Regions from separate parts of the Homo sapiens genome. Here region 1 is linked to region 2. Evidence: chromatin contacts called from ENCODE Hi-C or POLR2A ChIA-PET data. All regions are on one chromosome and are shown on one strand. Each heading gives the region's core, a stretch centred on a gene start or an enhancer-like site at or near the end of the contact. The rest is flanking DNA. Distances are from core to core; before and after follow the strand shown.

Evidence for each region. A loop is a pair of places that touch in the nucleus more often than their neighbours do. ChIA-PET counts read pairs that join two places held with the same protein, here RNA polymerase II (POLR2A). Pooled maps may share reads with other maps.
Region 1: a loop to region 2 is called in a pooled map, with 2.3 times the contacts of the local background. The contact joins two enhancer-like sites. A Hi-C loop is called at or near these places in 1 of 50 pooled maps. POLR2A ChIA-PET finds 5 or more read pairs at or near these places in 3 of 52 experiments (A549, OCI-LY7 and WTC11).

The regions. Positions count from the first base shown.
Region 1 is chr9:73,131,143-73,134,128 of GRCh38, reverse strand. No RefSeq gene overlaps it. Among named protein-coding and RNA genes, the nearest start is that of ANXA1, 19 kb to the left of the region's middle. RefSeq lists an enhancer at 1,338-1,757. Within about 2 kb of position 1,653, at least 38 of the 41 ENCODE cell types and tissues checked have a DNase peak (open chromatin) inside an H3K27ac peak, as active enhancers do.
Region 2 is chr9:72,856,634-72,859,724 of GRCh38, reverse strand. It overlaps LOC124902181 (a long non-coding RNA gene), which reads left to right. Exons shown (of 2, transcript XR_007061578.1): 2 at 1-2,273. Among named protein-coding and RNA genes, the nearest start is that of LINC01474, 16 kb to the left of the region's middle. RefSeq lists an enhancer at 490-1,689. Within about 2 kb of position 1,289, at least 8 of the 41 ENCODE cell types and tissues checked have a DNase peak (open chromatin) inside an H3K27ac peak, as active enhancers do.

The sequences.
Region 1 (2,986 bases), core at 404-2,903, 270 kb before region 2:
AACATCAAGCCAGTTGTTGGCCAGAGTTCTGAACATCTTACTGAGAAAGAAATGTCCTGGCTCACTGTGGTGTGTACAGTGTGAATGAAAATGTTCAGCAAGGGAGCTAATTTGCATTGGCACTATGTCAGTTTCATATATTGGGGACAGAATTTTAAATATAGAGGCTACTCTATTCCTTTACTGGTTTGTTTACAGGATTAGGTATACAAAAGAATTCATTCATCCAGTAACTTTACCTGAGTTTGTGTAATGAAACCTTGAATCATCAAGTTTTTTTAAAATTAAACTTAACAAAACTTTCATTGAAAATGAAAATTAAGGCCAGGCGCAGTGGCTCACACCTGTAATCCCAGCATTTAGGGAGGCCAAGGTCACAAGTTTGAGACTAGCCTGGCAACATGGTGAAACCCTGTCTCTACTAAAAGTACAAAAATTAGCTGGGCGTGGTGGCAGGTGCCTGTAATACCAGCTACTCAGAAGGCTGAGGCAGAAGAATCACTTGAACCCAGGAGGTGGAGGTTGCTATGAGTTGAGACCGCACCAATGCACTCCAGAGCCTGGGCGACAGAACAAGGCTCTGTCACAAAAAAAAAAAAAAAAAAAAAAAAAAAACCAAAAAAAACCCAAAAAAAACTAAAAGTAGTAAAAAAAAACAAAAAAAAAACTTTAACAAAAATAAACCTTATAATTCAATTTTACAGAATCAATCATTACAAAGTAAATCTATAGGTTACAGAATAAAACAATGGCATTAGGTGACAATTTGAAGCTAGAATTGATGAAACTGCTGCCAGTGAGTACCCATCTATTTCACCGTGTCATTTTCCTACACTTCTGTACCCTTGAAGTGAAGATAAACTGTTAATTTACACTGTCAGGGTGAGGGATGCCCCCTCTGAAGACATTAGCTGTCAATTTAGGAACAAAAGGAGAGGCAGATTTGGGTTGTTTTATTTATTTATTTATTTATTTATTTATTTTTATGACTCAGCTTCCAAGTTTAACTCTTCCCTTTTGGCATAGTGAATTTGGGGTCCTGAGCTTTTCTTTTCCTTTCACAACAGTAAGGAAAAATTTTTTAAAGATAAAAGTGTGTCCTGAAATCAGACAAGTTTAGGTTTTCTTTTGGAAATGATTCTTTCACCATTTTTCATGTTTTATGATGAAAGTGAAGTTATTTTGGAAAAGAAATACATTATTTTTTGTATTCTTTGAAGTTCTCTGAACGTGTTTCTATATTTTTAAAGGCACCTGATCAAATTTCTCTAAGAGTTTGGCCCATAAGGAAAACAGATTAGTAGAAACCTTATGAAGCTGAAGGAAAACAAGTGAATTATTTATTATTCCACTTTTTCTAATTTCGTTGTATGTTCAGAACCACCACAATGCTTATCGTGTTATTATCAGAAGACTATACGTCATAAAACAGAAATGAAAGGACCGTTCTTATGAAAAACACTGAAGAAAGAGAAGAGGGACGTTAGAAAACATTGCCAAAGATGTGGGAGGGCCAGAAATATTACAAATACTAAAAACGGATGAGGAGAGAAGGTAACAGCATGGGCTTCTGCAGCTGTAGCGTTTAATGCTGGAAACTCCAGGCGCTCCGAAGCCCCACGGCTGAGCCTGTCTCAGCATGTTTCTCTTTTGAGTCTGTGTGCTGGCAAGGCATTTCCTCGGCTGGTTGCTATAGAAATAATTATACTACACAACTTTGAGAAGCAGAAGCAGACGGAAGTTACAGCAGAAACACTGTCATCTTGGTGTTGTTCTAATAGCCTTAGGATTCGAAAATGAGGCAAAATTAAAAACAAAAAGCACCATTATTTAAATTGAAAATTTAGAAATGTGGGTTATTGTTCAAGTATTCAAAGTCAGCACTACAGAACAGTTAAGTGAGTGTTCTTACACCGAAGTCCTCAGAGCCACTTGGCAAATGCTAGAGAAAACAGGAAGTAAGGACCTCTGTCAAGCAGAAGAATGTCTGATTTTAATCAGGAAATTGAGGATAAGTTTATTTTTGAAGGGATGATATCATCCGGTGAATGGCCTCTTTTGTTTGTAGTATATGCTGGAATGTCACCACCTTGGGAAAAAGTATTCAAAAATTCATAGCCTTTTTTTTTTACTAACACCATATTCACTTTGATTCTTTCTTTTAAATTTTATTTCTTGTGAGATTTATCAACTATGTGTGATTGCATATGCATATTTGTATGTGCAGATATAGACATATAGATATGTCTTTCAATTTTCTCTGTTCTCTTCCGTCTATTTTTTGATCTTTCTCGTTCCCGGTACCACAGTATCTTAATTTCTAAAGTTTTGTAATGAATTTTGATGTCTGAAAGGGCAATCCCAACATCCTTTTCTTCATGTCGCCAAGAAGCTAACAATTTTCCATTAGGAAACAGCCAGCCACATTTCCCAGTTTTGGCATGGTAACATACTGAAGACTCCTGTGATAGTAATTGTAGCTTTTTAGTCATTACAAAGTAAAAGATGACAGAGTTAAGAAAGGACTTAAACTGCAAGACCATTCATTAGTTCTACAATGGGTATCAATTTTCATTTGACTCATCTGATGTTGACTACTTAGAATTCCAGCTTTTAAACAAAAGCTAAGTTTAATCTGTCTATCTACCCAAGTTAATCATTCTGTATTAAGTATTCCTGTCTATTTTAGTTTATCTCAAGGATTTCAAATAATTCAACCAATTAACAATCTAGGATAAAGGGATAACTATAATAATATTTGCATTTTGAGAATCAATAATAATTGATTCTCGAAGGTCTACTTCAAGTTTAATAAATGGAATAAATTAAATATATCAAATGGACAATTCCAAAAAACTTTTATTTACATAAAAATTTTAACAACCATTCAAAACTGAATATAGTAAATGTTAAATGAACAAGATAGCTGTTTGGAGAACGTGATTTCTACTAAGAGATAGAGGTCATCGAGAAAGGTTACTGTAAG
Region 2 (3,091 bases), core at 40-2,539:
GTGGTTGGATCATGGGGACAGATTTCTGCCTTTGGTGCTGTTCTCATGGTAGAGTTTTCATGAGAACTGATTGTTTAAAAGTGTGTAGCACCTCCCTCTCTCTCTCTGGCATCTGCCCTGGCCATGTAATATGTGCCAGCTTCCCCTTCACCTTTCACTGTTATTGTATGTTTCCTGAGGCCTCCCCGGAAATGGAGCAGATGCCAGAACCATGCCTCTTGTACAGCCTGCAGATCCATGAACCAATTAAACCTCTTTTCTTTATAAATTACCCAGTGTCAGGTATTTCTTTATAGCAATGCAAGAAGGACTAATACAATGTGTTAAACTAATTACTGGATAATGCAATTCACAGAGGAACAGAGAATCCTTTTACTTGGGACTGGCCAGTTTCCTGTAAGTCAAAATTATGCAAATCCAATCAAATTTTCCATAAAGAAAATATTGTGATTGAATTTTAGATTCTTTATCATAACCTTGAAATCCATACAACCTCTGTAAAATTTTAAAAGATTGTGTCTTTTTTTAGCTTCAATGAATTGGAGAGTGAAGCATCTGCTTTAATGGGAAATTTCAAATTTCTTCAGCAATATCGTGAGAATAATCTCAGCAGAAGTCAATAGGAGACTCAGAAGCATAAGAATACCTCCTAGAATTTAAATATAAGAAAAACAAATTGAAGTTAATAGTCTTATTTTCTCATTGTAAAGTTGCCTGCTCATCTTACTGTGTATAAAATTGGGATCCAGTTATTCAAAATCAGTGTGTTTTGTGTGTATTACTCAGCAGAGTATTTACCAGGTTTACAAGTGTAGATCACACATCTAAGTCAAGGCCTGCCTTATCACTTCTGGTCACCAACTAATCCTTAAACTTTTTTTATTCTAAAAATAATTGGGAGTAAAACATCAACAAGTTAGCTGGACAACGTGTTTAAAGCTTTAAAACCTGCCTTGAAAACTGTGATAGATCAGTTTGAATGCCAGGACTGTCGATTCAAAGTGCCAAATGTCTGCTATAATAATTCCTAGCACATAGGGAGTTCTATGAGCCAGACTCTGCATCTCAAGCTCTTCAGAGATTTTAACTCAACCACTTTTCACAAAACCTTGTTTTTTGTGGAAGAAGTGCAATTACCTTCCATATTTTACAGGGGAGGACACTAAGTATCAGGGACATGCATTTTTTCCAGGCCCCATGGCTAACACATGGCAAAGCTAGGTCAACTTGGACGTTGGCCTTCAGAGTCATTGAACCATAACCCCTCCCCTCCTGCCTGGACAGCCCCAGAGCCGGCACTGCTGAGTCACAGTGACAAGACTTACCCTCTGGCCTTGAACAGCTCAAACTCTAATGGAGTAAATAGATAAATAAGCCACTGTGATGATAATAATAATAATAAAAAGTTAAAAATGGCAAGATAAGACCATGAAGCATGTGGTGTAACAATTCAGGGAGATGCCATAGCTTAGCAGATAAGAGCACAGACTCAGGACTGAGATGAGTCTCACTCCAGTGCCAGCTGCAGAGGCTCAGCTGCATCAGTCTCTCTGCTCTTCAGGGGTCTTAGCTGTAAAACAAGAATGCTCTTCGTGGGAACTCAGAGAATGGGCATGTCAGGTATTCAGAGCAGTCCTGTAGCCCAGAAAGCCTAAGTCAGTACTATCATGATCATGGAAGAGTAGATTATTGAAGCTGACTTAGAAGAACTGGAAAGACTTCTTGAAGGGCTTTAGATTTCAGCTGAGCCTTGAAACAAGAGTTGTTATTTTAAAACAGAAACAAAAAGGAAAAACTCCAATAGTCTGGATGCAGCCAACAAAGCACCTTCCAGACAACAGAAGCAGCTGGGAAATGAAACAACAAACAAACAAGGCAAAGCCACATCTCAGAACAGGGCATGTTGTATGGACTCATGTACTTGGAAAGTGAGGTTCAGGGAAATTCCAAGTGAATGGCAGGAAATAAAGCTGGAAACCTAAGGAAGGACTAGGCCCTAAGGCAGAGAGAGATTCTTTAAGTACCTCAGCCCATAGGGACAAATCATCGGTTTTCCTTTTACCTAAACGGAAACATGTTTCTTGTCTTAGAGAATTATGTTTTCTTTTCGGTTTATTTTCTATTTTAAATTTAAAATTTGAATTGTAAGCCTATAGGATCCCAAGAGTTCCAAACTCTATATTTTTCTTACTCCTTTAACTCTGCCTTCAGCATATGTCATGGTAAAATGTAAATTAACCTAAATCTATACAATAAAAATAAAATAAAAATTAGACGGGTAGGCTGTTATGTTTTCAGGGTGTGCGGTGTTTGTTTGCTGTTTGTTTTTACAGCTAATAATTCTGAACAAAACCAAAGCACATAAGCAATCTCAGCAGGAGATAAACTAAGCTGTCATAGAATCATAGTTTCAGTTATTGCATTAATCAGCATTAACTTCATGTAAAACTCGACAAAAAAGAAAAACGTTTGAGCTCCACCTTGTGGTAGCATATCTGAGCCAAGCTCATGTCTCAGGTTCTTTGTGCAGGAAAAGCATGTCTTAGTGAGCCCGCAAAAAAACCCTGCATTATTTAAAGAAGAAGAAGACTAGGAAAGCTTTGAAAAATTGTTCCAGAATGTGCAAATAAGGGCTGCTTATTTATAGGGTTTCTAATATTAGAAATATCACAGTGTACACTGATGGCCCTGGGACAGCATCCTGCCAACAGATGGTGTGTGTGTGTGTGTGTGTGTGTGTGTGTATGTGCGCGCGCGCGTATTAATTTGTGCTAATTACTAACATTTAAATATTATAGTATGTGACATAAAAATCAAGGTTTCCAGCTTCTCTTTAGACACCAGAAGATCTGGGAGCCCTGCGTCTGCAATAATTAGCTAGAACTGAGCATTGGATGCCCCCTAAAGATAGTGAATGTTGTCTACATTTTATTGGCTATAAACCGACAGAGGAGGCAACACAGAAGTGGCAACGTGCATATCTGTCAATACTTCTCCATCTTCACTGTACCCCATAACCTCACCCAGACGACCTAGGCAAGACACCATGAGCACACTGCCTGCTGTTTGAAACAACACAGAAAACCTGGTG